Regions from separate parts of the Homo sapiens genome. Here region 1 is linked to region 2. Evidence: chromatin loops called from intact Hi-C (ENCODE). Cell type or tissue: Panc1. All regions are shown on one strand. Each heading gives the region's core, and the rest is flanking DNA. Links, peaks and the distances in the headings are about the cores only.

What was found. A loop is a pair of places that touch in the nucleus more often than their neighbours do. Peaks named below come from ENCODE experiments on the same cell type or tissue, not always from the same donor. Only the 100,000 strongest peaks of a DNase experiment are listed, where the experiment ranks them.
Region 1: a loop joins it to region 2, with 7 times the contacts of the local background. A loop is called at or near these places in 23 of 110 quality-filtered maps.

What each region holds. Positions count from the first base shown.
Region 1 is chr1:89,769,353-89,774,738 of GRCh38, reverse strand. It overlaps LOC107985744 (a long non-coding RNA gene), which reads right to left and starts at 2,818. Exons shown (of 3, transcript XR_001738140.2): 1 at 1,921-2,818. In Panc1, for the core only: no CTCF peak of the experiment used is centred there; no DNase peak of the experiment used is centred there; H3K27me3 peaks cover 1,605 bases.
Region 2 is chr1:88,996,717-89,002,102 of GRCh38, reverse strand. No RefSeq gene overlaps it. Among named protein-coding and RNA genes, the nearest start is that of RBMXL1, 6.8 kb to the right of the region's middle. In Panc1, for the core only: CTCF peaks have their summits at 2,999 and 3,209 (motif pointing left); a DNase peak (open chromatin) is centred at 3,182; H3K27me3 peaks cover 443 bases.

The DNA.
Region 1 (5,386 bases), core at 180-5,179, 770 kb before region 2:
CAGATTAGCCGGGCATGGTGGCTCACGCCTGTAATCCTAGCACTTTGGGAGGTCAAGGCAGGCAGATCGCCTGACCTCAGGAGTTCGAGACCACCCTGGGCAACATGGTAAAACCCTGTCTCTACTAAAATACAAAAAATCAGCCGGGTGTGGTGGCACACACCTGTAGTCCCAGCTACTTGGGAGGCTGAGGCATGGAGAATCACTTGAGCCAAGGAGGCGGAGGTTGCAGTGAGCAGAGATCATGCCACTGCACTCCAGCTTGGGCTACAGAGTGATTGATACTTCATCTAAAAAAAAAAAGAAAGAAAGAAAGAAAGCAGCAGCAGATTAGTCAATGCCAGAGAGTGATCTACAGTGGCTGCACAGTGGCATAATTCCATGGGTCAGTTTAGGGACAGGACAGCCATGCTGTTGTTGCTTGACAGGCAAGGGTGCCAGGACCACTATTTCCCGGTATCATACACAGGAGAACCTTACATACATGGTACCCGCTGGCAAACCAGAAATCCAGAGAAATGTGAATTCTGGCACTAGCATTGAAAGTGTAATCTACCTACAAATGGCAGCCTGGCCTTGTGCTTCTCTTAAACATGAAGTGGTTACAATTCAGATTGCTTACCAGTGCTTGCATTTGTACTGCATTATCCAGCAGTGACCTCACCAGCATTTTCATGTAGACGGCTGCTGATAAACAGCAGTAAGATGTATCTTCCAATGTAAGTTTTTTGTATGACGCCTTGATATCCTGAATAGCACCAGAAAGCACTTTCATCCCACAGAAGATGGACTGGGAAATACTGCACTCCAGGTGCAGGAGCAGTGCATCTGCACCTCTAATCCATGGCATCGCGAAACAGCTCCACTAAGCATCCAAGACATCCAGCAGTGGCCACTACCATTTCCCTCCCCAACTGGCATGATTTGGTTTTGTCATCCATGTTAGTAATTGAATAAGTATGTGCTTAATAAATGTTTAATAAATGCATAAAATAGGAATAAACCAATAACTTCAAATATCTAAAATTCTTAACCTATGCCAACGTTGTGGTTCTGAGGGATCATACCTACCTGATTATATGCATTTCTTTGCAATAATGGCCTCATCATCTGCACACATCTTTGCTTAGCCAATTACATAGGTTTGCTCTCTGCCTATGTCAACTCTAACTAGAAAAACACAATTATGGATGTTAGAAAAAATCTTTTTAAGGGTGGTTTTATATGAACAACAAATATATTTCATTAGAATGTGGGCCTTGGTTAAAGGAAAACATTGCAGACCCATGCAAACCCTGCTTGTCTCTTATCTCTAAGGATCTATCTAAGCCACAGGTGGAGCTGGTTTCCTAGAGCCCAGGAGTATTTCTTTCTCTCCTTCCCTACTCAGTGACATCAAGAACTAATAAAACCTTTTTCAGTTGTGTGACTCCAGGTCCACAAGGCCCAAACTATTTCACTTAGTATTTTCCCTGAGAGAATGTCCAGGAAAATTTCTAGTAGACTTCTGGACATTGGTCAAAGATGTCACCCCAGACCCATGATTCCCTTATAAATGGTACACATTCAAGAATATGTAAAAGTCCTTAAGAAATTAGGTTACCCTATTTTTGGTAAGCCTTGCATAACATTTTCTGACTCTCTCTCTTCCTTCCTTCTTTCCATATATTTATTAATTCAACAAATACCATTGAGCATCTATGATATGCAAGTTGCTGATGAGGAACTGAGGATTCAGCTGAGAATATTAAGAAGGTCTTTGCCTCCATGGGGTTTACATTCCAGTGAGAAGGTCAGGTAATGAACAAGTAGACAAATTAATTACTTCAGCCTATAAGCACCAAGAAGATAGTACACAGAGTGCTGTGATAGAGAATAACACAGGGAAAGCATGTTATTTTCATGCACTGAAATACATACCTGGACAACTATCTGCAGGTGTGTGAATAACACTGAGCTAGTCTTTTGGGGGCAGCCCCAGAAGGAGAAAGCTTGGGTCAGTCTTCCCGGTGAAGGAGGAAAAAGAAAACTGAAAATGCCAGGGCAGTTTATCCTGTGAAGAATTCAGAGAGAAATGAGAATCTTTTAGGTTCTCTAAGGTCCATGAGGGCACGGACATCCGTCTTGCTCATCATGGAATGTCCAGTGCATAGCGCTGTGCTGGCACACAGAAAAAGTTCCCAAAGCAGTAACAGATGAAAAACCCAACAGATCCTGAAAAGCGTACATTAATGGAATTGCTTCTTTCTTTTGTCTTAGGTAGAAGAAAATCCCACAGTATTCTGAGTGATAAGTCTTGATGCCCAGAACCCTTTCCAAACATAGCAGACTGGGATGGCTCTGGGCATGCCCTTAGTAAGGCCCTTAGTAAGGAGTGGCAACAGGCTCAGGGACGCAAGCACAGTCTTCCTCACAGCGTCCTCCAGGAGGCCAAACCACCGGAGTATACTCTTTAGAAATATCAAGACACTGGTGCTGGCTGATTGCTGATTGGGTGTTTGAGAAAGGATTATCTCTTGGGTTCAGATTGCTGTTTACCAGAAGAAAATGAATACTCTTGATCCATTCCACAAAGGGTTCATTAGGAAAATACATTGCCCTATTATAGCATTTACTGTCTTGTAAATTATTTGTGCACACGTCAGTCTCTTACTCCAACAGACCATAAACTTCTTTTGTGGCAGCTTTAAAATATGATGGGCAGAAGAGATTAAGTCTTGTCTTGAAGCTGCATTTTCATAATAAGCATATGTCTTGAAATTATAGGTCTTAGATCAATAAAGACAACTTTTTTTTTTTTTTTAAGACAGGGTCTTGCTCTGTCACCCAGGCTGGAATGCAGTGGTGCAATCTTGGCTCACTACAGCCTCTGCCTCCCAGGTTCAAGCCATCCTCCCACCTCAGCTTCCAAAGTAGCTGGGACTTCAGGTGTGCACCAGCACACTAGGCTAGTTTTTATTTTTTTATAGAGGTGAAGTCTTACTATTCTGTGCAGGCTGGTCTCCAACTCCTGAGCTCAAGTGATCTTCCCACCTCGGCCTCCCAAAGTGCTGGAATTACAGGTGTGAGCCACCATGCCAGGCAGCATTTTAATTTTTTCGTTAAGATTTCTCACTTTTTGTTTGTTATTCTCATCCTCATCATGTTACCTGGGTGGCTTTGGGGTAACTGCTGAAGATTATGGTCAGGCTACCCGCCTCTCCAGATTACTCCCCCAAGGCGAATCTCCCCCTCTCCAACCCCTTTCTTGTTGATCTTTTAAATCCCCAATGTTTAGCACTGTAGCTTAGTGATTGTTGCATTGAGTATAAACACTAATAATAAAGAAATAATTTAAAAGGCACAGAATATAGGTGTTAATCTTATCTTCTAATACTTGTATTTTGAATGTACAACAAGCTGCAACAGGATAATCACGCTTAATTCAAAAATTCAATTTTTTTTTTTTTTTTTTTTTGAGACGGAGTCTCGCTCTTGTTGTCCAGGCTGGAGTGTAGTGGCGTGATCTCAGCTCACTGCAACCTCTGCCTCCAGGGTACAAGCGATTCTCGTGCCTCAGCCTCCTGAGCAGCTGGGACTACATGCACATACCACCATGGCCGGCTAATTTTTGTATTTTTAGTAGAGACGGAGTTTCACCATGTTGGCCAGGCTGGTCTCAAACTCCTGACCTCAAGTGATCCACACGCCTCAGCCTCCCAAAGTGCTGGAATTACAGGCGTGAGCCACCGTGCCTGGCCAAAAATTCATTTTATTTTATTTTTTTTGCCATGGAAAAACACTCTTGTTTATTTGATTAAACAAAAATAAAATAAGCTGCATAGGAACAATCTTCTCTCCCAAACGGGGTCTATGGCAGCTGCAGGGGAGACACTAGGGAGGCATATTGTCCTAGAATAGTGCATTTAAAATCCACTTCATTTGTGTGAACTGGAAAGATCTCTTAAAAGTGGGCTGCAGTCAGACATTTATAACTGCTGTTCCTGTCCTTCTTCTCCCAACCAAACTGCTTTGACCCCAAAGCCTCCAAAACCTTCTGTCGAGACAAGTGCAAGAGGTGGAGACTAAAGAGCCCCTGGAGATGAATAAACTGTCATTTCACCAGGACCACTGATGAAATCCCCATAAGCTTTCCTTCCCCAGGATACAGCATTAGAGAAAGGAACTGGGCTTAAATGATTATCGCTGGGCTGCTGCCAAGAGAGGAAATCATATTCCTGGCTTAATAAAAAAAAATAAAATGTAAGTTGAATCTAAATGAAATATAATTCAATTCCCTTTTTATCCAAGTGATTTAGATGGGCAAAGGATAGGGGCTCTGCTAAGAGCAAATTAAATGAATCCTCTGACACATCACAGTGGCTTTTAGGGCAGCACTGGGCGTGGGCTCTTGAACGGGGAGGTAAGGGCAGTCCCCAGCCCCTAAGGCACATATCAGAACACACAATGAGAGAGGGAGGTGAGGTGAGGTAAAGCCTTACCCTATTGATATTCCTGTCTGTTGTAAACAGTGAGGAGTCACAGAAGGTTCTTGAGTAAGGGTCTTGGACATGACCAAAGTAGAACTTAGGAAGCTAACCTCATCACATCTCAATAAATACTTGTCGGGTTAATGAATGAATGATTCAGAGTAATATCAAGACAAAGACATGAATCTGGCCACTTAGGAATATGGATTTCACTAACGCCCAGTGAAAAACGATCAGAAAGTGATATCAGATCAATATCATTATTAAAGTTTTAAGTTATTTATGGCTTTCTAATAGGTTCTTCTTAATGTAACAAAAGTGTTGAACAAATGTGACACGTGGAATGTGATAAAAACACAACTTGACTTTTGTTCTTATTGATCCTATAAAGTTTATTTTGTATGGTAATCTTTTCCTGCCTTGGATGAATACAGTTCACCCCAAGGTAATTTACAGTCTGTCCTGTGGTCATTTTAAGTCACAAACACAGCCCAATACACACATTAGAATACTGAGCCGTGGAAAAATCTAAAACCTTGAATTTTATTTAATGTTGAATTGTATCCCATTCTTGGGCAGCCCCAGTATGAGCTGGCTGCCTGCAGTGAGAGAGGAAGGCTTGATCCTTCATTTCTCCTTTCCTGCTCCTCTTCCTCATTAGGCTTGCCCCTAGGTTTGGGACATAAAGAGAGGAATCAAAAATAGTAGAAGGGAATTTTCTTACTCAGCTCTATCTGCCATAATTTGGCTTTGTGCTGAGTGTGGCTGACGTTTAAAGCTGATATTCTCTTGAGCACTCTTTTGGGGGGTACCCGCTCTGTGGGATCTCTGGAGCTGTGTTGATGCCCCTTCTGCTGACAGCTCCCCCCTTTAGAGGGTCCACCCACACACACTATGAAGTCCCATTGCCCCTTCTA
Region 2 (5,386 bases), core at 152-5,151:
TGTCCTGACCCAAATCCATATCATCTGACTTCTGATTTAGTGCTTTTCTTTAATATCTCCAGGAATCAAATAAAGCTCACTGTCCAAGGAGGCATGTTGCTTTCACCAGTGCTCCTCAATCCTGATATGCATTAAAATCACCTTATTAAGTATAAAGATTCCCTGGCCCCTACCCTTCCTCTGACTTTCTGACATAGTAGGTCTGAGAGTGTCATTGAGTGCAACAATGACAAGAAAATGGCAATGCAATGCTATGATTTTCTTGCATTGTTCCTGGATCTACAACCAGGAGTACTGGCCATTGGGAGCCTGAATAAGTTGGCTCTGGAATCCTTTTGGAATGACCCTGTAGCCTTCTCACTATCTGTATGACAAGGTGCTTCAGGTTTCCCTTATTCATTTCCTGTTTGCTGAAGCTACCATAGCTTAAGGCCTAAAATTGCTGGCCTGTATGGTATGTGTCTCTGTGCCAAAAATATTTTCAGTTTACAGAAGTATTTCTTCTCTTGTTTAAGTAATAAGTTGCTAGTTTTCCTTCTCTGAGTTTAGTGAAAGGAAATACAAGCTCCTCTGATCCACAGGGAAGGAGCACATCAAACACTGAGATCCTGACAAAAAAAAAGAAAAAAAAAGGCAGAAATCCCTCAGTGAAACCTGTCCAATCAGTCTTACAAATGACCAGGCTCAAGAATCAACAAAGCCAAATAAAGTGTTTCTACCAAAAAAATTTTAAAAAACATCAAGATTTAAGAAATACTTTTAATCTTTGATGCATTAAATAGTAAAACTAAAAATCAACATTTCAACATTCTGACAACTCTATGTGTATAACTTCTGCAACTCAAATGGACTAATTTCTGAAAAAAGCACAAACAAGCAACTAAAACTCACCCAAGTTAAAATAGATAACCTGAACTGTCATATAATTTCTAAAGAAACTGAAATGGAGTAAAAAAGTTAAGAATCTGAAAAACAAATCTCCACATCCAGATAGTTCCTCTTGACTGGCAAACCTTACTAAGCATTTTTTAAATAATTCCAATTCTTAATAATTTCTTTCAGAAAATATAAAAGGGAACATTTCCCAATTCATTCTATGAGCACAGCATCATCCTGATAACAAAATTAAACAAATACAGTACAAAAGTAAACTACAGACCATTATCCCTCATAAACATAGATGCAAAAATCCTCTACAAACTATTAACAAATCAAATCCAGCAATATAGAAAAATAATGCACACCAATCAAGTGGGATTCATCCTGTGGATGTAAAGCAGTTCAAAAATCAACTAGTGTAATTCACCACACTAAAAGTCTAAAGAAGGAAAAAAAATCACATGGTTATATAAATAGATAAAGAAAAAGCTTGATAAAATATGACAGTCATTCATATGAAAACTCAGCAAATAGGAGTGGAAATGAACTTCTTCAAACCGATCAAGGGCATCTGCAAAAACTCTACAGCTAACATCATACTTGATGAAACACTGAATCTTTTGCCCCTCAGATCTAGGAACAACACAAGAATGTTCACTCTCACCACTCCCATTCAACATTACATCGGAATTGTTAGTACAATGGAAGTGTTAGTGCAATTTGGGAAGAAAAGGATATAAAAGGCATATAGATCAGAAAGCATCAAATAAAACTGTCCTTATTTGCAGGCAACATTATTGCCTATGTAGAAAATCCCAGGTAATCTACAATAAAACTCTTAGAACTAATAAATGAATTTAATACAGTCAAAAGATACAAGGTCAGCACACAAAAATCAACCTTCAACAGTTTCTATATATAAGCAAAGAAAAACTGGAAACCAAAATTTTAAAAATGATACTATTTACAATAGCTACAAAAAAAGGAAACAAATAGATATAAATCTAACAAAGCATGAACAGGATCTGTATATTAAAACTACTCTAAGACCAAGAGACTGTCAGGATGGATCACAATTCCTGTATCTCCTTAGATTCCATCACCCTGTAGTTCTTATAATGCTCCTTCTACTCACAATAGAAAAGAAGGCTCAAGACCTTCTTTCTAGAGTTAGCCTTAACAAAGACTAACTTTAATGTTCTCCCATGTTTTATTATATAGATTTCCCCCCCAGTCTAACTCTAAAACAGTCCTTTTAGGAAGTTAGGTAAGACTACATAGAAAACAGCAATTGCTTAGGCTAGAGGAATTTATTCATTCAAGATAGTTGTTATCTACAAGATTCTCCGCCAAGGACTAGGAAACATGGTTGTGTTTCTCTCTTAAAGAGCTTAAAGTCTATGCTGAATACATATATTAAACAAATGAAAGAAAATTAAATACCCAGGAAATTGAGGGGAGAGCACATCTATGATTTAGGAAGGAGTTAATCTAATCCCCCTATAACAAGATAGTTCACACAGCTCTTTAGTATGTCTTAGCCCTATTTCACCTTATCAGTTAATTAGAGAAAAGAAAGAAAGAGAGAAAGAAAAGAAGGAAAGGAAGGAAGGAAGGAAGGAACGAAGGAAGGAAGGGAGGGAAGGAGGGAGGGAGGGAGGAAAGAAAGAGAGAAATCCAGTAGGGCATGGTAGTGTGTGCCTATAGTCCCAGGTACTCGAGAAGCTAAGGAGGGAGGATTGCATAAGGCCAGGAAGTCGAGACCAGCCTGGGCAACAGAGCAAGACCTGCCTCTTAAGAAAAACAAAAACAAAACAAAAAACAAAACAAAAAAAATCCTTGGAAATCTCTAAGGAAGCTGAGCATGGTGGCATACGCATGTAATCTCAGCACTTTGGAAGGCTGAGGCAGGAGGACTGCTTGAGCCCAGGAGTTCGAGGCTGCCATGAGCTATGATCCCACCACTGCACTCCAGCCTAGGCAACACAGCAATGAGACCCTGTCTCTAAAAAATAAAAAACAAATTTAAACAAATCAAAATTGGGAGAAGGGAGACGGGAAAAGAAAGAACCTATTACTTTGACCCAAACACAACTTCAAAATAATAATAATAATAATAATAATAATAGATATGAGCCCTGGCTATGTTGCCCAGGCTGATCTTGAACTCCTGGGCTCAAGCGATCCTCCCACTTCGGCTTCCCAAAGTGCTGGGATTACAGTTATGAGCCACTGCACCTGGCCCCAAACACAACTTTAATAGAGCAACATGCAGTCAGCATCCCTACCCAGTTGAATGAACTGGGTAAGTGAAAGAAATTAAGAAAGCAATGAGCACCATCTAGTGGCCAGAATTTTTATTTTTCCTCACAATATTTAATCACTACCTTACATTACTGATGAGTTTGTTCAAACTTACTGCCTGTCTCCCCTCCCTACTAGAAAATAAGGTCCAGTGGGCAGGGTCTTTGTCTTTTTTGTTCCTCACAGCATCAGTAGAGTCTAGAAAGGTTGCCAGGCACATATACATATAATAAATAATTTTTTTAAATGAATGAACATCTTATATACACTTTATTATCCCAACTCCATTCCTAACACTTCTCCCTGAAAGTTTACAATTATTAAACATCATATTGATTATTTCACGAGTTTGATAATTATTTATATTCTTGTGCTATTTATAATAGAATCTTCTCCCTCTACTCCCCACAAAGGATTTCATCAGTATCCCTTCTTTAAAGACCTAGAAAAGCTGGTGTTGATTAATATTCCTAACATTGCTCTAGGGATCTAACTGGCATGAAGCATCTAGCACTATCTTTGGGCCAGCATTGTGAACACTGCTGCAATAAACATGGGGGTGAAGCCATCCCTTTGATATACTAATTTCCTTTCTTGTGGGTATTTACCCACTAGTGGGATTCCTGGATGATATGGTAGCTCTGTTTTTAGTTTTTGTTGTTTTGTGTTTTTTTTTTTTTTTTTTTTTTCAGGAACCTCCAAGCTATTCTCCATAGTAGTTGTACTAATTTACATTCCTACCAACAGTGTACGAGGTTTCCCTTTTCTCCACACCCTTGCCAGCATTTGTTATTGCCTGTCTTTTGAATGTAAGCCATTTTAACTGGGGTGAGATGATATCTCATTGTAGTTTTTATGTGTAATTTGCATATTTTGAACCAACCTTGCATCCCAGAAATAAAGCCTATTGGTTATGGTGGATTAGCTTTTTGGTGTTGCTGGATTTGATTTGTTAGTATTTTGCTAAGGACTTTTGTGTCTGTAGTCATCAGGGATGTTGGCCTTTAGTTTTCTCTTTTTTTTTTTTTTGAGACGGAGTCCTGCTCTGTCGCCCAGGCTGGAGTGCAGTGCCTGGATCTCGGCTGACTGAAAGCTCCGCCTTCCGGGTTCAGGCCATTCTCCTACCTCAGCCTCCGAGTAGCTGGGACTACAGGCGCCCGCCACCACGCCCGACTAATTTTTTTGTATTTTTAGTGGACACGGGGTTTCACCGTGTTAGCCAGGATGGTCTCGATCTCCTGACTTCGTGATCCGCCCGCCTCGGCCTCCCAGAGTGCTGGGATTACAGGCGTGGGTCACTGCGCCCGGCTGAAGTTTTGTTTTTTTGCTGTGTCTCTGCCAGGTTTCGATATCAGACTGATGCTGACCCTCAGGGGTTAGTAAGGAGTCCCTCCTCCTTGATTTTTCTGGAATAATTTCAGTAGGATTATTGACAGCTCTTCTTTATACATCTGGTAGAATTCGGCTGTAAATCCATCTGGTCCACAGGTTTTTCTTGTTGGTAGGTTTTTTAGTACTGATTCAACTTGGATCCCATTATTGGTGTGTTCAGGATTTCAATTTCTTCCTAGTTCATTCTTGAGAGGTTATATGTTTCTGGGAATTTACCCATTTCTTCCAGGTTTTCTAGTTTGTGTGCACAGAGGAGTTCATAATAGTGTCTGGGTATTTTTTTTTTCTGTAAGGTCAATGGTAATGTCATATTTGTCATTTCTGATTGTGTTTATTTGGATCTTCTTTTTCCTTATTAATCTAATAGTCTTTAAATCTTATTCTTCCAAAGAAACAACTTTTGGTTTCATTGATCTTTTGTATGGATTTTGCATCTCGATTTCATTCAGTCTGCTCAATTTTGGTCATTTCTTTTCTTTTGCTAGTTCTGGAGTTGATTTGCTCGTTTTTCTAGTTCCTGTAGGTGTGATGTTAGGTTGTTCATTTGAGATCTTTCTAACTTCTTGATGTAGGCGTTTAGCACTATAAACTTTCTTCTTACCCCTGCTTTAACTGTGTTCCAGAGATTCTGATATGTTGTATCTTTGTTTTCATTAGTTTGAAAGACTTTTTTGATTTCTGCCTTAATTTCATTGTTTACCCAAACATCACCCAGGAGCAGGCTGTTTAATTTCCATGTAATTTATAGTTTTAAGAGATCTTCTGGGTATTGATTTCTATTTTTATTGTGCTGTAGTACTAGAGTGTGGCT